2 separate regions of the Homo sapiens genome follow, and region 1 is linked to region 2. Evidence: read pairs that join two places in POLR2A ChIA-PET (ENCODE). Cell type or tissue: B cell. All regions are shown on one strand. Links, peaks and the distances in the headings refer to the core of each region. The heading gives the core; the rest is flanking DNA. Region 1 overlaps KLF2-DT (KLF2 divergent transcript). Region 2 overlaps EPS15L1 (epidermal growth factor receptor pathway substrate 15 like 1).

Evidence for each region. Peaks named below come from ENCODE experiments on the same cell type or tissue, not always from the same donor. Only the 100,000 strongest peaks of a DNase experiment are listed, where the experiment ranks them.
Region 1: POLR2A ChIA-PET joins it to region 2 with 6 read pairs; 9 of 35 experiments call an interaction of 5 or more read pairs at or near these places.

What each region holds. Positions count from the first base shown.
Region 1 is chr19:16,278,388-16,290,299 of GRCh38, forward strand. It overlaps KLF2-DT (KLF2 divergent transcript), which reads right to left. Exons shown (of 2, transcript NR_186323.1): 2 at 4,972-5,334. Among named protein-coding and RNA genes, the nearest start is that of KLF2-DT, 40 kb to the right of the region's middle. In B cell, for the core only: no CTCF peak of the experiment used is centred there; DNase peaks (open chromatin) are centred at 5,001 and 5,484; H3K4me3 peaks cover 1,050 bases; H3K27ac peaks cover 1,143 bases.
Region 2 is chr19:16,387,733-16,399,644 of GRCh38, forward strand. EPS15L1 (epidermal growth factor receptor pathway substrate 15 like 1) reads right to left here. Exons shown (of 24, transcript NM_001258374.3): 17 at 7,612-7,735; 18 at 6,219-6,269; 19 at 4,572-4,708. Among named protein-coding and RNA genes, the nearest start is that of KLF2, 69 kb to the left of the region's middle. In B cell, for the core only: no CTCF peak of the experiment used is centred there; no DNase peak of the experiment used is centred there; H3K4me3 peaks cover 428 bases; H3K27ac peaks cover 1,130 bases.

The sequences.
Region 1 (11,912 bases), core at 3,128-8,127, 110 kb before region 2:
CTCAGCCTCTCGAGTAGCTGGGACTACAGGCGCCCGCCACTATGCATGGCTAATTTTTTGTATTCTTTAGTAGAGTCGAGGTTTCACCATGTTAGCCAGGATGGTCTTGATCTCCTGACCTCGTGATCCACCCGCCTCGGCCTCCCAAAGTGCTGGGATTACAGGCGTGAGCCACCGCGCCCAGCCTTTATTTTTTACTTTTTTTAATTACTATTTTTTTTGAGATGGAGTTTCACTCTATCACTCAGGCTGGAGTGCAACGGCGCAATCTTGGCTCACTGCAACCTCTACCTACTTCCCGGGTTCAAGTGATTCTCCTGCCTCAGCCTCCTGAGTAGCTGGGACTACATGTGCGCACCACTATGCCCAGCTAATTTTGTTTGTGTGTGTGTGTGTGTGTGTGTGTGTGTGTTTAGTAGACACGGGGTTTCACCATGTTAGCCAGGATGGTCTTGATCTCCTGACCTCATGATTGCCTGCCTCGGCCTCCCAAAGTGCTGGGATTACAGGCGTGAACCACCACATCCAGGTAATTTTTGTATTTTCAGTAGAGACAGGGTTTCACCATGTTGGCCAGGTTGGCCTTGAACTCCTAACCTCAGGTGATCCGCCCACCTTGGCCTCCCAAAGTACTGGGATTACAGGCACCCAAAGTGCTGCACCCGGCCTCTGCTCCCTCCTCTACCTCCCATCAAAAATAGGCAAGTGAGATTGGTCAACTGGGGGGTAATTTTAACTGCTGACACCAGGCAATGTCTGGAGACATTTTTGGTTGTTGTAGAAAATCTGGGGAGGGGATGTTACTGGCATCTGGTGGGTGGAGGCCAGGGATGCTGCTCTGCAGCCTACTGGGCGCAGGATGGCCCCACAAAGAGAATAATCCAGCCCCGAATGTCAGTGGTGCTGAGGATAGGAAGTTACAGCACCCAATACTGTATTTCCCATGTATCCAGATGACTCATGGTTGGTGACTTTGTAATTTGATTTGATGTGATTTGTATATGAGTCAATGTTACACGCTGCTACTGTTTGAATGTTTGTCCACTCCAAAAGTCAAGGAGGGCTGGGCACGGTGACTCATGCCTGTAATCCCAGCACTTTGGGAGGCCGAGGCAGGCAAATCATCTGAGCTCAGGAGTTTGAGATCAGCCTGGGCAACATGGTGAGATCCCCATCTCTACTAAAAAACACAAAAAATTAGCCGGGCATGGTAGCGTGTGCCTATAATCCCAGCTACTCAGGAGGCTGAGGCAGGAGAATCACTTGAACCCGGGAGGCAGAAATTGCAGTGAGCCAGGCTCATGCCACGGCACTCGAGCCTGGGGAACGGAGAGAGACTCTGCCTCAAAAAAAAAAGAAAAAAAAATGCTGGGCACGATGGCTCATGCCTGTAATCCCAGCACTTTGGGAGGCCAAGGTGGACAGAACACCAGGTCAGGAGATCGAGACCAGCCTGGCCAATGTGGTGAAATCCCGTCTCTACTAAAAATACAAAAATTAGCTGGGTGTGGTGGCAGGTGCCTGTAATCCTAGCTACTCAGAGGATGAGGCAGGAAAATCGCTTGAACCCAGGAGACGGAGGTTGTAGTGAGCCGAGATCGCGCCACTGCACTCCAGCCTGGCGACAGAGCGAGACTCCATCAGAAAGAAAGAAAGAGAGAAAGAAAGAGAAAGAAAGAGAGAAAGAAAGAAAGAGAAAGACAGAGAGAAAGAAAGAAAAAGAAAGAGAAAGAAAGAAAGAGAAAGAAGGGAAGGAAGAAAGAAAAGAGAGACTTAATCCTCAATGTGGCAGCATTGAGAAGTGAGACCTTTAAAATCATGATTAGATTAGATTATGATTAGATTATGTTATGACTGGGGCCAGGCTCGGTGGCTCATGCCTGTAATCCCAGCACTTTGGGAAGCCAAAGCGAGTGGATCCCTTGAGCCCAGGAGTTCAAGACCAGCCTGGGCAACATAGTGAGACTCTGTCTCTGAAAAAAAAAAATTAAGAAAGAAAGAGTTGAAAGAAGAAGAAAGATCTGAGATAGCAAGTTAGCATGCCCAGACTCCTCTCCAGAAAGTCCCCACCAGGAGGAAGACTCTCACCAGAACTGTCCCTTGACCTTGGACTTCCCTGCTTCCAGAAATTAACAAATACATTTTGTTTCTTTACAAATCACCCATCTTCAAGGCCAGGCACTGTGGCTCATGCCTGTAATCCCAGCACTTTGGGAAGTGGAGACGGATGGATCACTTGAGGTCAGGAGATCGAAACCAGCCTGACCAACGTAGTGAAACCCTGTCTCTACTAAAAATACAAAATTAGCTGGACGTGGTGGCGCATGCCTGTAATCCCAGCTACTCTGGAGGCTGAGGCAAGAGAATGGCTTGAACCGGGGAGACGGAGGTTGCAGTAAGCTGAGATTGCACTATTGCACTCCAGCCTGGGCAACAAGAGCAAAACTCCGTCTCAAAAAATAAAATTATTAATATTAATTAAATTAATTAATTTATTAAATATTAAGCTGCTTTTATAAAAACAAGGTGAGTACTGCCCTGGTTCTCACAATGTCTGGGATATTTTTGGTTGTCATGGATGGGTGCAGTGGGGAGGGAGGCATGTATCCCTACTGACATGTGGCTCAGAAATCTTGAACTAAGAGAAGCATCTTCCAAGGGTGGCCTCTCTGCAGTTGTGACATCTGAGCTGGGATCTGAACGTGCCACCCCGAGTAAAGTTTGCAGGCCCAGCGTGGGGGTTCAGTGGACACACACATGTGAGTCCAGAAAGACCCAGTGGGTCTGAGGAACAGTGACAATAGGCCCCTGGGCTGGGGCCGAGGGAAAGGAGTGACAGAAGGTGATGTCCCAGAGGCCATATCCTGAGGCCTCTCCCTCGATCCCGTGATGTTTCAGAAGGTCCCTCTGGCTGACGGGTGGAGAATGAGCTGTTGGGCCAGGGGAGAAAGTAGATGGCTCGGGTTGATTCCCCGGGCAAGATGAAGGTGGCTCGGCAGAGTTGGAGGGGGCTGGTGAAACGAGGAGGAATTGCAGGCTGGGCAAAGTGTTCCTGCAAAGAGCGGGCTTTGCAAGCCATAAGGTCTGTGTTGCAACCACTGAACTCTGCCTTTGTGTCCCCAAAGCAGCCTTAAGATGAGATGTGACAAATGGGCACAGGCATGTGCCATTAACTTTATTTATGGACACCAAAATTTGAATTTCCTAGAGCTTTCACATGTCACAAAATATTTTTCTTTTAATATTCTCCCAAATTTTATAAAATGTAAAAAGGCCAGCCCAGGCAACATAGGGAGACCCCATCTCTATGAAAAGAAAAAGAATTAGGCAGTCATGGTGGTGCACACCTGTGGTCCCAGCTACTCGGGAGGCTGAGGCAGGAGGGTGGCTTGGGCCCAGGAGGTTGAGGCTGTAGTGAACTATGATTGTGCCACTGCACTCCAGCCTAGATGACAAAGAGAGACGCCATCTATTTTTTTAAATGGTTAAAATGGTCAATTTTCTGTTATGTGTATACATATATATATGTGTGTGTGTGTTTGTGTGTGTATCTGTGTATATATGTGTGTGTGTATGTGTGTGTGTATGTGTGTGTGTGTGTGTGTATGTGTGTGTGTGTATATATATACTTTTTTTTTTGAGTCTGAGTCTTTGTCACCCAGGCTGGAGTGCAGTGGCGCAATCTCAGCTCACTGCAACTCTGCCTCCCGGCTTCAAGTGATACTACTGCCTCAACCTCCCGAGTAGCTGGGATTACAGACACCTGCCACCACACCCAGCTAATTTTTGTATTTTTAGTAGAAACAGAGTTTCATCGTGTTGTCCAGGCTGGTCTTGAACTCCTGGCCTCAAATGATCCGCTCGTCTCAGCCTCCCAAAGTGCTGGAATTGCAGGTGTGAGCCACTGTGCCCTGTCTGTTATGTATATTTTATCACAGTTTTAAAAGATAAATAAAACATTCCGAGCTTGAAAGCCGAAACACAGGTGGTGGGCTAGATGGGACCTTGGGGTCATCATCTGCTAATCACAGAGCAACCCAAACAGGTTGGCACTTGGACCAAAAGTGTGTGAGACCCAGACCGAGGGCCGGGTGGAACCCAGAATCACAGGGGATTTGCTAATAAGGCAAATCTGGGTGAGGACGCACCTGCTCCAGGAAGGGAGGTGGGGTTGCTCTAGCGACGATGAGCCTGGGGTCTAGGTGGCAGCAGCAGGCCAAGTGCCAGGCGCCCCAGGGATGGGGAAGGATTGATTGAATAAATGTTTAAAGGAACGAATGAGTGGATGCACAGGTGGATGGGGAGGGGTTGTGCTGTAACCACCATGAAACAAACTCCACACTTTGATGAGCCACGTGGAGAGGGAGTGGGCAGAAAGAAGAAACTGGAAGTTGGGCCGGGTGCGGTGGCTTATGCCTGTAATCCCAGCACTTTGGGAGGCCGAGGCAGGTGGATCACCTGAGGTCAGGAGTTCCAGATCAGCCTGGCCAACATGGTGAAACCCTGTCTGTACTAAAAATAGGAAAATTAGTTGGGCATGGTGGCACATGGTGCAGGGCTGAGGCAGGAGGATCGCTTGAACCCCAGAGGTCAAGGCTGCAGTGAGCCGAGATCGTGCCATTGCACTGCAGCCTAGGCAAGAAGAGTGAAACTCTGTCTCAAAAAAAAAAAAAAAGAAAGAAAAGAAAAAAGAAATTAAAAAAAAAAAGAAAATATTACCTAGAGTAAAAGAAACCAGACATAAAAGGCCACATATTGTACAATCCTATCTATGTGAGATGCCCACAGAGGCAAATCCATAGGGCCAGAAAACAGATTGGTGTTTGCCAGGGACTGGGGGTGGAGAAATGGGAAGTGACTGGTAATGGGGACAGGGTATCCCTTTAAGGTGATGAAAATATTCTGGAACTAAGTAGAGGTGGCGGTTGCACAACACTGCATGTATAAAATGCCACTACTTTAAAAATGGTTAATTTCATGTGAATTGCACTTTAATAAAAATAAACAAGTATTTAAAAATCCACCAATGCAAACACTTCTCTGTTCCTCTGTGGTGGAGGAAGGGACACGCGCTTTTTTTTCCGACCTTAGGAAGGAACAAGGGAGCCGGGGTCCCCTCCCAGCCTGGGAGCCCTGGGCACAGTCCCGGCTCATTTGTCAGAGCTATCGGAGCCGTCCTCGGGCTGGTGGGAGTTCAGGGCTCTGAAAGGTTTTCTGTCAAGGCTTGAAAGGGGGCCAGGTTTTTTTCCCCCCGGAGCCGCGCAGTCTCGGGGCTGTTGTTCTCAGCAATCGCAGGGCCTCGTGTTAGCAGGAAGCACAGCCAAGTAGGGTTTCCTGCGTGTTGGAGAGAGGAAGCTCCGTAATGTTCTGGGAGGCGATGGTTAAAAATAACTCCGGTATATAAAGACAGCGGAGGGTCCCCTTGTTCGCTCACTCGGGCGCCGGCCGGCTGGACGCAGGGCCGAGCAGGTGGTTTGGGGCCTCGGGAAGGCCAAACCCCCGCCTCTGGGCCCCTGGCTGGGGAAGACACCAGCCAAGTTCAGAGCCCCAAGTCGGCCTCACTTCCACAACTCAGCGTCAGGGACACCGTGGGCGTTTCTGTTTCAAAACGCTTTTCTCCAGCAAAGAACGTAACCTCAAGCTGCTGTCAGGGTAGAGGAATCCCTGCCCCCCGCCGCCACCCAGATAGGTTGGGCCGTGATTTTGGCTGTGCCTGGCAGTGACGATGTAGCGCACCCAGGCTGGGGGGCGCTGGCAGCCAGGGTTCAAATCCCGGCTCTGCCACCTAACGCTGGGACTCAGTTTCTCCATCTGTAGAATGGAACTAACAATAGCTCCTATGCTGTTGTAAGCACTAAACACAGAAGTTAAGCTTTGGGAGTTAGGAGGGTGTGACCTGGGAAATGGATGTCTGCCCTTTCATAAGCAGATTTTGTTTTGTTTTGTTTTGTTTTGTTTTGAGACAGGGTCTCACTCTGTCACCCAGGCTGGAGTGCAGTGGCAAGATCACGGCTCTCTGCAGCCTCAACCTCCCAGGCTCAAGTGATCCTCCCTCCTCAGCCTCCCAAGTATCTGGGACCACAGATGCACGCCACCACGCCTGGCTAGTTTTCTTTTGAATTTCAGTTAAGACAAGGTATCACTATATTGCCCTGGCTGGTCTCGAACTCCTGGGCTCAAGAGATCCCCCCATCTCGGCCTCCCAAAGTCCTGGGATTACAGACATGAGCCACTGCGCCTGGCCACAAGCAGATTTTTAGAGTTGTCATTGCCATCGGAACAGCTGCCCAGACAGCAAGAAGAGCAAAAGCCTGTGTCTGGGGTCAATGCCAGGGTTTGAGGCTTCCAAGCCTAGGTGACCCCACAACAGATTCAACACATACAAAAAGGATCACAAGGACATGTTATAAACATCTCGATGCCAAAATATTCAGTGACAGGGATGAAATGGACACATTCCTTGAAAGACACAAATTACCAAAGCTTACTTAAGAACAAATAGATCGGCCGGGCGCGATGGCTCGTGCTGTAATCCCAGCACTTTGGGAGGCCGAGGCAGGCGGATCACCTGAGGTCAGGAGTTTGAGACCAGGCTGGCCAACATGGTGAAACCCCGTCTTTACTAAACAACAAAAATTAGCTGGCCATGGTGGCGGCCACTGTAATCCCAGCTACTCAGGAGGCTGCGGCAGGAGAATTGCTTGAACCCCGGAGGTGGAGGTTGCAGTGAGCTGAGATCGTGCCATTGTACTCCAGCCTGGACAACAGAGTGAGACTCTGTCTCAAAAAAACAGAAAAGAAAGAAGAAGAAAGAGAAGGGGAAGGGGAAGAAGAGGAGGAATAAGAGGAAGAAGAAAGAGAAGGGGAAGGGGAGGAAGAGGAGGAATAAGAGGAAGAAGAAAGTAGAAAGAAGAAGAGGAGGAGGAAGAAGGAGGAGGAGGAGGAGGAAGAAGGAGGAGAAGGAGGAGGAGGAGAAATAGATCACCCGAATATCCCTGTGTCTATGGGATAAATCAACATTGTTGTAAAAAGAACTTCCTACAGGCCAGGCATTGTGGTGGGTGCCTGTAATCCCAGCACTTTGAGAGCCCAAGGCAGGAGGATCACATGAGGCCAGGAGTTCAAGACTAGCCTAGGCAACATAGCAAGATCCCATCTCTACAAAAAATATAAAAATTAGCTGGGCTTGGTGGCTTGTGCCTATAATCTCAGCACTTTGGGAGACTGAGGTAGGAGACTCACTTAACCTCGGGAGTTTGAGACCAGCCTGGGCAACACAGTGAGACCCCATCTCTACAAAAACATTTTAAAATTAGCCAGACATGGTGGGTTTCAATGGTGGCTTTCACTTCATAGGGGGCTTTTGTTCCAAAGTCGCAGGAGGTGGAATTCCATCAACCAGTCCCAGCTACTTGGGAGGCTGAGGTGGGAGGATTACTTGAGCCTAGGAGGTCAAGGCTGCAGTGAGCTATGATTGTGCCACTGCACTCCAGCCTGGGCGACAGAGTGAAACCCTGTCTCTAAACAAACAAAAGCCTTTCTACAAAGAAAACTCCAGGTCTGGATGGCGTCCCTGGTAAATTTCCCCTAAACATCTAAGGAAGAGAGAGCATCACTTTGATAGGTTGGTGCAAACGTAATTGCGGTTTTTGCCATGACTTTTAAGCAATTACGTTTGCACCAACCTTACACAAGGGCTTTCACCAAACTGAACAGGAAAGAAAGCTTCCCGACTGGCTTTATACCAGGGGCTGCTCCAGGCATGCTGGGGACTGTCCTAGGTGCCGATGGCTGGCTTCCTGCTGTTCACAGGGGCGCTGGGGCTCCCTGCCCCCCAAAACAAGATCCTGTTCCCTTCCAGGGAGGCGTGTTCTTCTGCCGTTAGGGCAGAGCCCCGGTGGGGCTCAGGGAAATGAAAGACATATTTGCTCTCCAGAAATCTGAGCCCGCAGTGCCAGCTCCCCTGAAGGGCGCCTTTGTACGCTGCTTGTTGCCACAATTAGCGCCGTCCCAGACTGCGGCCTGCAGATCGAGGCCGCCTTGGCTCCGAAGCCCCTTTCAGGAGTCATCAGCGTCCTCCATGGGCTCTGACGTGGGCTATTTTTAACTGGCCAAAGGGGAGTTGTTATGGGCCAGCAGCAGCGGGGGACTTGAGGGGAGAGAGGATGGCGGGTGTTGGAGAGGCCAAGGGCTGTGGCCGGTGGTTAGGGTCTCTGCGGGGAGCAGTGTCTGCAGCCCTGGGCCATGGGGTGTGGAGGCAGGGACCTCGGGCCTCGGTTTCCTCATCTGTCCAATGGTGGCTTTCACTTCATAGGGGGCTTTTGTTCCAAAGTCGCAGGAGCTGGAATTCCATCAACCAGTCCCAGGGTCCTGCCCTGCCTGCCTCTCTCCATCCTGTTCTCTGTCCCTCCCTCTCTCTGTGTGTCTCTCTGTGTGGGGGGGTCTCACTCTCTCTCTCTGGGTCTCTCTCTCTCTCTCTGAGTCTCTCTCTCCCTCTCTCTCTGTCTCTCTGGGTCTGTGACTCTTTTCTGTCTCTCTGTCTCTCTATGTGTTTCTCTCTCTGTCTCTGACTTTCTTCTTCTCTGTCTCTCTGGGTCTGTGACTCTTTTCTGTCTCTCTGTCTCTCTCTGTGTGTGTTTCTCTCTCTGTCTCTGACTTTCTTCTTCTCTGTCTCTCTGTGTGTCTCTGTATCTGTCTCTCTCATGTGAGTCTCTCCGGCATGAGTCTCTCCCCCTTCTCTCTCTGTGTCTGACTCTCTTCCCTCGTCTCTCTGTCTCTACCCCTCTTTCTCCATCTCTTGCTCTTTCTCTCTGTGTCTCCGTTTCTCTCTATATATCTCTCTCCCTCTCTTTCCTTGTCTCTGTCTCTCCCTCTCTGTCTCTCTTTATCTCCTCTATCTCTGACTCTCTCTCTGACCCTCCACGTCTCTCCCAGGGTATACATTGTGTTTCCGCAGCTGTGCCTGGGCAGGGCGAGCACCCCATACCCCAAGAACAAGAAGGGTGGCCCTACGGCCTCCATTCCTTTCATGGGGAAAAGACTGCGGACTGAGTGGCTGCCCGTCCCACAGTCGACCCTCCAACTCCAAGGCACGCTGTGTGTTCAGAGCCGCCCCTCGGTCTCCATGTCCCAGCAGGGAGACCCTGACTTCTGGTCTCATTCAAAGCTTTTAGAAGAAGGCTGTGCACTCTTTGCAACTAGATTTTCTTAATTAAATAAATAGATGTCCGGACCTCTCTGGGAAGGGACTTGGAGCTCCTGCCAAGCTGTCCTGGGTGACCATGAACTCCCAGGGGGTTGGTCTCAATAAAGAGCAGCCCACGGCCAATAGCACACCTGCTGATGCTCTGGGGACATCCCTGTGCTAAGGGAAGGCACTGCCCCTACCCCACCTTACGGAGGAACGCAGGCTTAGAGAGGGGCAGTCTTGCAACCAGGCCAACAGGGGAGGCTGCCTGAACCTGGCCTTTTTTTTTTTTTTTTTTTGGAGACAGAGCCTCACTCTGTCACCCAGGCTGGAGTCCAGTGGTGCAATCTCGGCTCACTGCAACCTCTCCCTCCCAGGTTCAAGCAATTCTGCTGCCTCAGCCTCCCGAGGAGCTGGGACTACAGGCACATGCCACCATGCCCAGCTAATTTTTATATTTTTAGTAGAGACGAGATTTCACCATGTTGGCCAAGCTAGTCTCAAACTCCTGACCTCAAGTGATCCACCTGCCTTGGCCTCCCAAAGTGCTGGGATTACAGGTGTGAGCCACCATGCCTGACCTTTTTTAAATTGTGGTAAAATACATGTAACATAAAGTTTATCCATCGTAAGGTGTGCAATATGGTGGCATTCAGCACGTTCACAAGGTTGTTCAACCACCACTAGTATCTACTTCAGAACATTCCATCAGTCCAAAAAGAAACCCTGTCCCAGCGGGGCACGGTGGCTCACGCCTGTAATCCTAGCACTTTGAGAGGCCGAGGCGGGTGGATCACGAGGTCAGGAGTTTGAGACCAGCCTGACCAACATGGTGAAACCCTGTCTCTCCTAAAAATACAAAAAAATTAGCCGGGTTTGGTGACAGGTGCCTGTAATCCCAGCTGCTCAGGAAGCTGAGGCAGGAGAATCTCTTGAACTCAGGAGACGAAGGCTGCAGTGAGCCGAGATCGCGCCACTGCATTCCAGCCTGGGCAACAGAGGGAGACTCTGTCTCAAAAAAAAGAAAAAAGAAAAGCCCTGTCCCCGTCAGCAGTCACTCCCCATTTCCCTTCCCCCACCCCAGGCAGCCACTAATCTGCTTCCTGTCTCTACGGATTTGCCTGTTCAGGGCATTTCATATCAATGAAATCATACACCATGTGGCCTTTTGTGTCTGGCTTCTCTCACTCAGCATATTTTTGGAGTTCATCCACGTTGTAGCATGGAGCAGTGCTTCATTCCTTTTCACAGCTGCGTAATATTCCATTGCTGGATGGACCACGTTTTGTTTATCTGTTCATTCGTTGACAGACACCCAAGTTGCTTCCACCTTTTGGCCGTTGTGAACAGTGCTGCTGTGAACATGCATGCACACATCTTTGTGTGAACACCCACCTTCAATTCTTTTGGGGATATTCCCCAAGAATACACCAACGAATACCAAAATCCTTTTGAGTATATGAGTTACCACTTCAGGGTGGAGCTGCTATGGTATATGGTAATTTTTTTATTTTATTTATTTATTTTTGAGATGGAGTCTTACTCTGTTGCCCAGGCTGGAGTGCAGTAGTGCAATCTTGGCTCACTGCAACCTCTGCCTCCCGGGTTCAAGCAATTCTCCTGCCTCAGCCTCCCGAGTAGCTGGGACTTACAGGTGCACACTATCACATCCAGCTAGTTTTCTTGTATTTTTAGGAGAGATGGAATTTCATTGTGTTGTCCAGGCTGGTCTTGAACTCTTTACCTCAAGCGATCCGACTGCCTCAGCCTCCCAAAGTGCTGAGATTACAGGCGCGAGCCACCGCACCCGGCCATGATATGTTATAAGGTAATTCTATGTTGCACTTTTTTCTTTTTTATTGAGACAGGGTCTTGCTCTGTCACCCATGCTGGAGCGCAGTGGTGCAATCATGGCTCACTGCAGCTTCAACCTCCTGGGTTCAAGCCATCTTCCCGCCTCAGCCTCCCAAGTAGCTGGGACAACAGGTGCATGCCACCACTCCTGGCTAATTTTTTTATTCTATGTTTCACTTTTTGAGGAACCCTCCTGATTTTGGCCCTGGCAGAATTAAGGCTGAATTATCCACACTCCCTCGGACGCACCTGCTGTCCACAGCTCCCCCAACTCCCTGATGGCGGCCCCCAGGAACAATCCTCAAACTGCACCAGCTCTTTCAGCTCTCACCTTCCTTATCTGTACATCAGCCGTGGTGACAATGTAAGGAGATGATGTCAGAAAAGGCCCCAGCTGTGGCCTGGCAGCTCAAATGAAAATCATTGTTCCCCTACCCCACCCCCAACCCAGGTAGGGTTGACAGATTAAACACAGGACGCCCTACTCAAATGCGAACATCAGATAAACAATGAATTCTTTTTTTTAGTATAAGTATATCCCATTCCATGCACTATTCGAGATATACTTCTACTAAAAAAAAAACTTGTTGTTTATCTGAAATTCCAATTTAATGGAGTGTCCTGCGTTTTACTTGCAAAACCTGGTAAGCAGCCTTTGTAACAGTTGGTTCTCACAGACAGGCAGAAATTGAAGGGGATGCTAGGTTTTCTGTTTGTTTGTTTGTTTCTTTTGACACAGAGTCTTGCTCTGTCGCCCAGGCTGGAGTGCAGTGGTGCGATCTTGGCTCACTGCAACCTCCGCCTCCTGGGTTCAAGCGATTCTCCTGCCTCAGCCTCCCAAGTAGCTGGAACTCCAGGCATGTGTCACCAT
Region 2 (11,912 bases), core at 4,201-9,200:
TCCAGCCTGGGCGAAAGAGCGAGACTCTGTCTCAAACAAACAAAAAAAAACCCCACTTCATTAGGTTAGCTAAATAACCAAGAATAAAAGAAAGAGTAAGTGAAGTTGAAAACAGAGCAGTAGAAATTACTCAATCTGAAGAAAAAGGAGAAAAAAGAATGAAAAATAAATAAATAAATAGAGCCTCAGGAACCTGTGGGACAATAACAAAGGGTCTCATATCCATGTAACTGGAATCCCAGAAAGAGAGGGGAGAGAAAATTGGGCAGAAAAAACAAATTAGGAGAACTGACAGCTGAAAGCTTACCAAATTTGTTTTGTTGTTTTGAGATGGGAGTCTCACTCTGTCACCCAGGCTGGAGCGCAGTGGTGCAATCTCAGCTCACTGCAACCTCTGACTCCCAGGTTCAAGCGATTCTCCTGCCTCAGCCTCCCAAGTAGCTGGGATTACAAGTGTGCACCACCACGCCTGGCTAATTTTTGTATTAGTAGAGACGGGGTTTCACCATGTTGGCCAGGCTGGTCTCGAACTCCTGGCCTCAAGTGATCCGCCCACCTCAGCCTCCCAAAGTCCTGGGATTATAGGAATGAGCCACTGAACCGGCAATGAAAACTTATCAAATTTGTTGAAAAGCATAATTTACAGATTCAAGAAGCTGAGCAAAGCCTAAACAGTATAAACACCAAGAAAACTACACCCAGAAACTTCAAAAACTACTGAAAACCAAAGATAAAGAGAGAATCTTGAAAGTAGCCAGAGAAAAACCACCTATTACATACAGGATAACAATGACCTGAAGAAATACTCCTCTCCACCGGGCACGGTGGCTCACGCCTGTAATCCCAGCACTTTGGGAGGCCAAGGCAGGCAGATCACGAGGTCAGAAGATCGAGACCATCCTGGCTAACATGGTCAAACCCCGTCTCTACTAAAAATACAAGAAATTAGCTGGGCATAGTGGCGGGCGCCTGTAGTCCCAACTACTCGAGAGGCTGAGGCAGGAGAATGGCGTGAACCCGGGAGGCGGAGCTTGCAGTGAGCTGAGATCACGCCACTGCACTCCAGCCTGGGCAACAGAGCAAACTCTGTCTCAAAAAAACAAACAAACAAACAAACAAAAACTCTTCTCATTAAGGACAATGGAGGCTGGAAGGCAGTGGAAAAACACACTAAACAAACAAACAAAACCCCAACAACCTACATCAAACACAATGTCCTTCAAGAATGACAACAGGCCTGGCACAGTGGCTCATGCCTGTAATTCTATCACTTTGGGAGGACGAGGCGGGCAGATCACTTGAGTTCAGTTCAGGAGGTCAAGACCAGCCTGGCCAACATGGTGAAACTCCATCTGCATTAAAAATACAAAAATTAACCAGAAATCGCTTGAACTTGGGAGGCGGAGGTTGGAAAAAAAAAAAGAAAAGAAAAGAATAATAGCTGGGTGAAGTGACTCAAGCCTGTGATCCCAGCACTTTGGAGGGGCTGAGGCAGGAGGATTGCTTGAGCCTAGGAGTTTGAGACCAGCCTGGCCAACATATGGAAATCCCATCTCTACAAAAAATAAAACAATAGCTGGGTGTGGAGGTACATGCCTGTGGTCCCAGCAACTTGGGAGGATGAGGTGGGAGAACTGCTTGAGCCCAGGAGGTTGAGGTTGCAGTAAGCCAAGATCACACCACTGCACTTCAGCCTGGGCAACAGAGTGAGACTCTGTTTCAAAACTAAAAATAAAAAAATGACAACACAGTCGACCTGAGCTATAAGAAGTGCTAAAGAAAGTTCTTTAGGCTGAAGGAAAATGATAATGGAGGGAAAACCAATCTTCAGTAACAAATGAAGAGTATCAGAAATGGTACATATTTGGGTAAAACTAAATGACTACTTTTTTCCTCTTTCTTTACAATACCCACAATGGATTAATACAAAAATTGTAACAGTCTTATGGAGTTTCTAATGTATTTAGATGTATGAAATTCACATGACGGCTATAACATAAGACATGCTGGCTGCAAGGGTGGGTGGACAAATGGACCTACATGGTTGCAAGTTTTCTATATTTTACATGAGATAATACAATACTAACCTCAAGTAGACTATGAAAAGTTAAAGCTGTACATGATATTTCCTAAAGCAACCTCTAAACAATCATTAAAAGAGGTATGATTAAAATAATAAAAGGCCAATAGACAGAATTCAAAAAAACATTCAAACAATTCAAAAGAAAGCAGGAAACAAAACATGGGATAAAAAGCAAGCAAATAATAAAATAGTAGACTTAAACCATATCAATAATTACATTAAATGTTAATGGACTAAACATTACACTTACAAGGCAGGGACTTCTGACTGGATTTTAAAAAAAAAAGCAAGCCCCAACACTATGCTACTTACAAAAGACACCTATCAGTTTTAAAGATCCAGGTAAGTTGAAAGTAAATGGTTGAAAAATGATGTATCATGTAGTGAATAACATGAGGAGAATGAAGTGATTAAACAGACTTCAAGACAAAGAACATCACCAGAGATCAAATGGGAATCTTTTATAATGATAAAAAGGTTGTTGTGTCAGAAAGACACAACAATCATAAACACCTATGCACCTGACAAAGCTTCAAAATACACAAAGCAAAACTTGATCAAATTAAAGTGCAGTATGAACAATTCCACAATCATAGGAGAATGTTTAACGCCTCTCTCTCAGACACTGGTAGGACTAAAAAACAAACAAACAAGACACAGATAATCTGAACACTATGAGGAACCTCAACCTCACTGCCATTTGTAGAGCATTACACCCAACAACTAGATACACATTCTTCTCAAGTGTACATGGTTTGTTCACCAACATAGGCCACAAACAACAACCCTTGATTAATGTGAAGGTATTGAAAACATACAGAATATGTTCTCAAATAACAAATTTAATTAAAAATCAATAATAATAGTATTATAATATACCTAGGAGAAAAAGCCAAGTATCTGGAAATGAAACAACATACTTTTAAGTAATCCATAAGTGAACAGAATTCACAAGGGAAACTGGAAAATATCTCAAAACTGAATGGCAATGAAGAGATAAAGTATTCAAATATATGAAATACATGTAAAGCAGTGCTTAAGGGAAATATGTTGCTTTAAATTTATACAGATGCTCCTTGACTTACCATGGGGTTACATCCTGATAAACCCATTGTAAGTTGAAAATATTTTAAGTTGAAAATGTACGTAATATCCCAATAAACCCATCACAAAGCAAAAAATCAGAAGTCAAACCAATGTTAAGTCCAGACACTCCTTGACTTATGATGGGACTGCATCTCGATAAAACTATTGTAAAGTCAAAAAACTGTAAATTGAACCATCGTAAGTCAGGGACCGCCAGTACTAGAAAATGAAGTCTAAAATTAATGAATGAAGCTTGGATCTTAAGATGTTAGAAGAGCAAAGTAACCCCAAATAAATAGGAGTAAGGAAATGGAAAAAAATAGAAATAGAAAAGAGAAAATCAATGAAATAGAAAACAAGCAGTAGAGAAAAATGAAGCCAAAAGCTGGTTATGGGAAAGGTCAATGAAATTGGTAAACAGATCACCAATACCAGGAATGCTAGGGAAATTCTCACTACAGGTCTTAAGGACATTAAAAAGGGGCCAATAAGAAAATACTGCAAATGAGTCTTTGCCTTCAAGGAGCTTCAAGCGCTAAAGACCAAAAGGTCCACAGGGAGTGAGCGAGGTGGGCGCCAGGGTAGCAGGAGCCCTGAGAAGGAGGGTGAGTGCCCGTCTCTGAGCAGGCCCCGGGCCTGGGTTGCAGCCTAGAAAACGGAAGAAGGCTATGAAGCACGCTCACTCCATCATGAACATCCTCTGCTCCATCACCGAGGCTGCTTTTTTTTTTTTTTTTGGTTTTGAAATCCAAGTTGACACCTATTTAACCCAATCTCTTGGGCATAATATGCAAAATACCCGGTGTCTGCCACGCCCGGGGATGGGAGTACAGGTATGCTGGAGTTGGAAACTGGAGGGTCAGAGTTGGCTGATGCTCTCAGGAGACACCAGGCAAGGCAGCCGGGCTGAGACGCCTGCACTTACTCCTGCCGTGACGGGAGCACCTACCAAACGTGACTCTAAGGTCCCCACCAGTGCTGTGTGTTACAAGGACCGTGCAGGGTGGCCGGGTCCATGCGAGCATGTGGTGCTTGTGTGATTTAGTCTTTTTTGGGAGATGAAGGGGCAGTGGGGGCAGATGACTAGAGTTGAGGGGTAGGAATGGGGATAGAGAAATAAGAACTATGGGTGACATCCTCCTTGCCCTGATGTGGGGCCACTGGACTGCTAACTGCACCTTGGGGCTCACAGGATGTCACTGCAGTGACTAGGCCAGTGAGCTCCCTCACTCAGCAGGAATGAAATCAGCCTGGGATACCAGCTCCCGGAGAACAGACACCATGGCCCACACTCGCAGGCACCATGTACGCTCCACGAAGGGAAGGGGGCCTTCGGGAAGCGCCACCCTTACCACACAGAGCAGGCACGCAGCTCTCCCGGGCAACGTCCCACCCCACTCACCTTCGAAGGTAAGGAAGGGTTTTTCGTGAATGGATCCGAGGTAAATGGGTCATTCTTTGTCTGTTTCTTGAAGAAGTCGTCAGTGGCAGAGCCACGGAATGGGTCACTTTCTTTGAAAGGGTCCCCTCCAAATGGATCTAGAAGGAAAAATGCCCCATAAGTAAACATTATACCAAGTGAAAGAACCCAGACATAAAAGAACACATCACAGAATGATGCCGTTTACATGAAATTCTAGAAAGGTAAGAACGCTAGTGACGGAAAACAGGATAATGGTGGCCAGGGGACCCTGAGGAGAGGGTGGAGGGTGACAACAAAGGGGCCTCAGGAATGACAGAAGTGTTCTCAAATTGCACACAACCGTGCATATTTAATGAAACTCATCTTATTACATAGTAAAATGGGTGAATTTTGTTCTGTGTAAATTATGCCACTCAATAAAATTGACTTTAAAAATAATAATATCCTGGCCAGGCACAATGGCTCATGCCTGTAATCCCATCACTTTAGGAGGCTGAGATAGGAGGATCACTTGAGGCCAGGAGTTCAAGACCAGCATGGGCAACACAGAGAAAAATAAAATAAAAAATTAGCCAGGTGTGGTGGCACACGCCTGTAGTATCAGCTACTAAGGAGGCTGAGGCAGAAAGGCTGCTTGAGCCCAGGAGGTCAAGGCTGCAGTGAGCTATAATTGCGCCACTGCACTCCAGCCTAGGCAATAGAGTAAAACCCCATCTCTAAATAAATAAATAAAATATCCTGCAGGAGCTGGATATAATAATAATAATAATAATAATAATAATAATAATAATAATAATAATAAACAACGCAGGTAAATCCATAGAGACAGAAAATAGGTTGGTGGGTGCCAGGGGTTGCGGGAGGGAATGGGGAGTGACTGCTGATTGGGATGGGGTCTCCTTTTGGGGGGATGAGAATGTTGTGGAACTAGATGAAGGTGATCATTGCACAACACTGTGAGTGTGCTCAATACCACTGAATTGGATGCTTTAAAACAGTGACTTTTATGTTACATAAATTTCACCTGAAAAAAAATAAATCGGTCGGGCATGGTGGCTCACGCCTGTCATCCCAGCACTTTGGGAGACCAAGGTGGGCAGATCACCTGAGGTCAAGAGTGTGAGACGAGCCTGGCTAACACGGTGAAACCCCGTCTCTACTAAAAATACAAAAAATTAGCCGGGCGTGGTAGCGGGCGCCTGTAGTCCCAGCTACTTGGGAGGCTGAGGCAGGAGAATGGCGTGAACCCGGGAGGCGGAGCTTGCAGTGAGCCGAGATCGCGCCACTGCACTCCAGCCTGGGCGACAGAGCGAGACTCCGTCTCAAAAAAAAAAAAAATAAAAAATAAATAAATAAATAAATAAATAAAATAAATAAATAAATTAGCAAGCAATGTGATCCCACCACACTCCAGGGTGGGGTGCGGGCAGTGACTGGACCTGGGGAGGGGAGCCACCTCCAGAAGGGAACGGGACCGAGAATGGGTACAACATGGATGGACGGCCGTCCTTCCCAGTTACATGGCTGCCATCCCCGGTGTATGTGGACACAAGTCCCACCACATGCGACTTCTGAGCCAGGACTGGACACAGTCTAAAGACCGGTCCGGGAAACACTGAATTTTACCTGTTGAAGTTGTCTGCTGTTCTGCAAAGGGGTCATTCTGGAACGGGTCGCCTGGTTGGAAGAGGAGAGAAATGCTTATTAGCTCTAGGGCACAGGATGCGGGCCGGGCCCTTGGACACAGCCACCCACCTCCCAAGCCTTTCATTGCCTTCTACTCCTCCAGTGTAGGGAGAGAATGTTAGTTCCTTCTCTACTATCCACCTGCCCTCAAAACCTTGGCAAATCAAAGAGGGGGACCTGGAGGAGGCAGCTGTTTCTGGCTAGGATGTTTAAGATGAGAAGGAAGGTACTGCTGGCTGTCCCACACAGACTGGAGTTGGGGAAGACACAGAGTGGGCTAGAATTCACTCCTCTCTTCCCATGCTGGGTTTCCTTTATCCCATCTGCCTGCCAGCTCCCTGGGTAAGAGGACACAGGACCCTGGGCTGTCCCTCACTTTATCACCGGCCCTGCAGCAATGAGGCGGCGGCACCCCTGGGCTTCAGGGGCTGCCAGATTCGCCTCTCAGACCCGGCAGGCTTCAAACCCAAGCTGAAGCTCAAGCTCCCGCTGCCCTCTCCCCACCTCAGTGTTTTTCTCAAAAATGTAGAGAGCCTTCCTCCTGGAAATACTGTTTTGCTCTGAAACATGGACAGAAACTTGGAAATCTTGTTTCTGGAATTCTTAGTTATTCTTGACTCAGGTGTGGCTCTGGACAGACTCCTAAAATTATCCAGACCTTAGGTTTATGTAGGAATCCATGGTTTTCCAGGTACTTTCATGATCATTACTAGCTCTGATTATTTTATCAACCCTGTGAGGTGAGCAAGGAGGAAATTTATTAACCTGCTGAGGGATTAGGAAACTGAAGTACTGAAGGGTTCAAGGGGGCTGGCCAAGCTGCCTTCAAATGTGGGTCTTGTGGTGAGCTTGGAACACTTCCCACTGTATCTTGATGCCTTGGCTCTCTGGTTAACAGGGTGAGATAAGAAGCTTAAAAGGCGTTCCTGCTGGGTGCGGTGCCTCACACCTGTAATCCCAGCACTTTGTGGGGCTGAGGCGGGTGGATTACCTGAGGTCAAGAGTTCGAGACCAGACTGGGCAACACAGTGAAACCCCAACTCTACTAAATATACAAAAATTAGCCGGGTGCGGTGATGGGCGCTGAGGCAGGAGAATTGCTTGAACCCAGGAGGCGGAGGTTGCAGTGAGCCGAGATTGCGCCACTGCATTCCAGCCTGGCTGACAGCAAGAGAGCGAGAGTTCGTCTCCAAAAAAAAAAAAAAAAAAGGCATTCCTTTCCCCCTCCATTTCAGATTGTGGCATGTCCTTACTTTTCTAGTTGAAGAACCACTCTAAATTCGACATAAAACACACAGTCTTTCAATGAGAAAGTGGGTAGCAAGTGAGATACCTTTGAAGGGGTCAGCTCCTTTAAATGGGTCAGATTTGAAGGGGTCTTCTGTCTGGAAAGGATCCGGATGCAACTCTTGCGTGTTGTTGCTAAATAACAAGGCTTTATTTTTGAAAGGATCATCCTACAATTTTGTGAAGAAACAGGACAGGGATTTTATTATTTCTGAGTTAAAGCAAAGTACGGAATTCCATACTTAACTCACATTTCCACTTTGAGTAGCATGACCCTAAAAAGAATGATTTAGCCAGGAGTTCGAGGCTGGCCTGGGCAACATAGCAAAATCCCATCTCTATAAAAACAAAAATTTAAAAATGAGGCCAGGCATGGTGGCTCACGCCTGTAATCCCAGCACTTTGGGAGGCCAAAGCAGGTGGATCACCTGAGGTCAGGAGTTCAAGACCAGCCTGGCCAACATGGTGAAAACCTGTCTCTACTAAAAATACAAAAAATTAGCTGGGTGTTGTGCCGGGCACCTGTAATCCCAGCTACTTGGGAGGCTGAGGCAGGAGAACTGCTTGAACCCAGGAGGTGGAGGTTGCAGTGAGCTGAGATTACGCCATTGCGCTCCAGCCTGGGCGATAGAGTGAGTCTATCTCAAAAAAAAAAAAAAAAAAATCAAGGTGTGGTGGCGTGTACCTATAATCCCAGCTACTTGGGAGGTTGACTCAGGAGATTGCCTGAACCCAGGAGGTGGAGGTTACAGTGAGCTATGATTGTGCCACTGCACTCCAGCCACAACAGTGCAAGACCCTGTATCTTTAAAAAAAAAAATTAATTAAAGATCATTGAAGAAGTATGAACTTGAGTGAATAATAATGTTTAATACTGGTTCATTAGTTGTGACAAATGTACTATATATGATGTGACTAACAGGAGGAACTGGGTGTGGGATATAGAGGAACTATGCACTATCTTTGCAGTTTTTCTTTTTCTGAAACAGGGTCTCACTCTGTTGTCCAGGTTGGAGTGCAGTTGCACACTCATGGGTTACTCCAGCCTTGACCATCTGGGCTCAAGTGATCCTCCCACGTCGGTCTCCCGAGTAGCCAGGACTATAGGCGCGCACCACCAAGCCTGGCTAATTTTTATATTTTTTGTAGAAATGAAGTCTCTCACTATGTTGCCAGGGCTGGTTTTGAACTCCTGAGCTCAACTGATCCTCCCACCTCAGCCTCCCAACGTACTGGGATTATAGGCATGAGCTACCGCACCTGGCCTATCTTTGCAATTTTTTCATAAATCTAAAAACTATTCTAAAATAAAAGTTCATTAAAAAATCATTGAGTGGAAGCAACTCAAATGTCCATCGATGAATGAATGGATAAACGGAAAAACAAAATTTTTTTCTAAGTCAGAAAAAAATAATGAATTTGAAATGTCATCAAGAAAATTGTAACGAGCCACACAACAGAATCTGATTCAGCCTTCAAAAGGAAGCAAATTCTGACACATGCTCCAACATGGAAGAACCTTGAGGAGAGGCTGCTGAGTGAAATCACAGTCACAAAACAACACACAAGGTATGATTCCACTTCTATGAGAACCCTAGAGTCATCACATTCACAGTGACGAAGTAGAACAGTGGCTGCCAGGGGCTGTGGGTGGGGGGATGGGGAGTGGGTATTTCATGGGGATGAAAACGTTCTAGAGCTGGGTTCCACAACAATGTGAATATACCTAACACTACTGAACTGTACACTTAAAGACAGTGAAGATGGTCAAGTTTATGTCTATTTTTCTTTCTTTCTTTTTTTTTTTCTGAGACAGAGTTTCACTCTTGTCATCCAGGCTGGAGTGCAGTGGCGTGATCTCGGCTCACTGCAACCTCCACCTCCCGGGTTCAAGTGATTCTCCTGCCTCAGCCTCCTGAGTAGCTGGGATTACAGGCGTGCACCACCATGCCCAGCTAATTTTTGTATTTTTAGTAGAGATGGGGTTTCACCATGTTGGGCAGGCCAGTCTTGATCTCCTGACCTCAAGTAATCCACCCCCCTCGGCCTCCCAAAGTGCTGGGATTACAGGCGTGAGCCACCGCGCCCGGCTGTTTGTCTATTTTACCTGAAAGTTAAACAATTTTTTTTTAATCAATGAGTCAGAAAAAAATAATAAACTTGGAAATGCCATGAAGAAAACTGTAAAGAGCCACTCAACAACAGCAGCACAGGCCTCATTTCAGAGGTGTGACCTTCCTCAATCATCCTTTTCTCGGTGAGTATGTACCTAGGTGGGCATTTGGGAAAATGGAGTTTTCATACCAAGAAACATGCTGGTTGTTTCTGTCCTATGAGGAAATGAGTACTTATGCAGTTAGAATTACTAGAGCATACACAATGCTTTGCATTTTTTTTTTAAAGTGTGTATTTCTAGAAACAAACAGGTTCATTTAAACGAGAAGAAAAAATATTTACTTTTGAAGAGCACATTTTTGTAATGGGAAGTAGTCTGAAAAGGGTGGGTTTGTCATATACATGGGAACAATACAGTTGGTTTAAATAAGGACTCTGTTTTAGTTAATAAAGACACACCCTCAGTGAAAACATGAATGTTTCACTGTGATATTAAAAAAACAGCACAACACCCTCATTGAATTTGGCAGACACACTGGCATTCCTGCGTAGGACTCACAAACCAGTCCAGTATTCCAACCGACCAAAACAAAATCATTAAAAAGCCGGGGCGTCCACAAAAATAGGGACAATGGTGTGGGGAAATGACATCAAAGGTCCAAAAGAAAGTTTCCTAGCAAGGCTGCCACCACCCTGGGGCAGCCAACTTAGGGGTGCAGGACAGTTATGAGAGGTACAGAGTTAAGACAAGCCACCGGTCTGGGCTGTGAATGAGTGTGAATCAGCATGAGTGCCGCTTCCTCGGCCCCCACTTCAGGAGAATGCACCCACATCCCTGCCATCTGATGAACATGGAATGGTTTTTCTTACCTGGGAAAGAATAGCTGGAGCCTCCGACCACAGGGTTTTCCCAAGGTGGGGAAACCAAGCCGGGTTCTTAGACAAGTTAAGTACAGATGTCCACAAGCACTGCAGCTGGAGACAGTGCTGAGTGGACGTCAGGTGCTGACGACCACAAGACACACACGCCCAGCAAGCGTCTGATGGGGGTCTCGGATGCAGATAAAGATGGAGAAGTCCTACTCTAAAGAAGCCAGGAGGCCCACGTGGAAAATCTGCCTTTCACACTGCCCCATGGAAGGAGGAATGTATTTGTTCCAGAAGAAAGAGAGGAATCATGACCTGGATAAAGCAGCGAGTTAAGAATGCCAGCTTGACCTCAGAATGAAAGCTTCTATTTAGTTTGTTTTTAAAGGTAGGATCTCACTACGTTGCCCAGGCTGGAGGGCAATGGCTATTCACAGGTGCAATCCCACTACTGAGCAGCGTGGGAGTTTTGACCTGCTCCGCTTCTGACCAGGGCAGGTTTACCTCTCCTTAGGCGACTGGTGGTCCCCTGCTCCCAGAAGGTACCATACTGATGACTAACTTAGTGTAGACACCCAATCAGCATAGCACACTACAGCCCAGAACTCCCGGGCTCAAGGATCCTCCTGCTTCAGCCTCCCAAGTAGCTGGGACTACAGGCACTCGCCACCATGCCTGGCTCTATTTAGTTTTTAATTGGCATTTATTTATAAGGTTTTTTTTTTTCAGTGTTTTCAGTCGTCACTTGGAAGACTGCCAAGTAACAGTGAACAATGGCAGAGAAGAGACTGAGGTTCTGGGAATGCTGGCTGCAAGCCCCCTGCACTGACAGTCAGGCCTGCAATCACTTTCTCAGGAGTCATTGGCCTGAAGCCACAATCACTCCTTCCCCTTCCAAGGGGAAGCCTGAGACCCCAGCAGGATTCAGGAGGTCAGGGTAACTAATAGTGGTTTTGATTCCATTGCACAGAATCAGAGTGGGAAACGAGATTTCCCTGTTACAAAGATACCATCAACTCTACCCCTTGCAGACCACCTACTAAGGAGAACAGACCCATCTGCCAACTTGGGGGACACGAGTACAGCAGACAAGGGCCAGGATGAATGACACGGCCCTTGGCAGAGATGTAATATCTTGAACAAGTTCAGCAACCAGTGTGAAGTTGTACCCTTCTTAGGAAATACACACGGCAACTCTGAAAGGGGGCTGAAGAAGCTTCTGTGACATTCCCGCCCTTTAGAGGAGTGCTGGGCAGCAGGGGTGTGCTGGGAATCAGTTCTCTCAGAAAAAAGCCCTGGTTTAGAGCTTCTGCCAATTCCTGTGGTGTAAACAGTCTCATCATGGTTGATTTCAAGTTTCCAAGC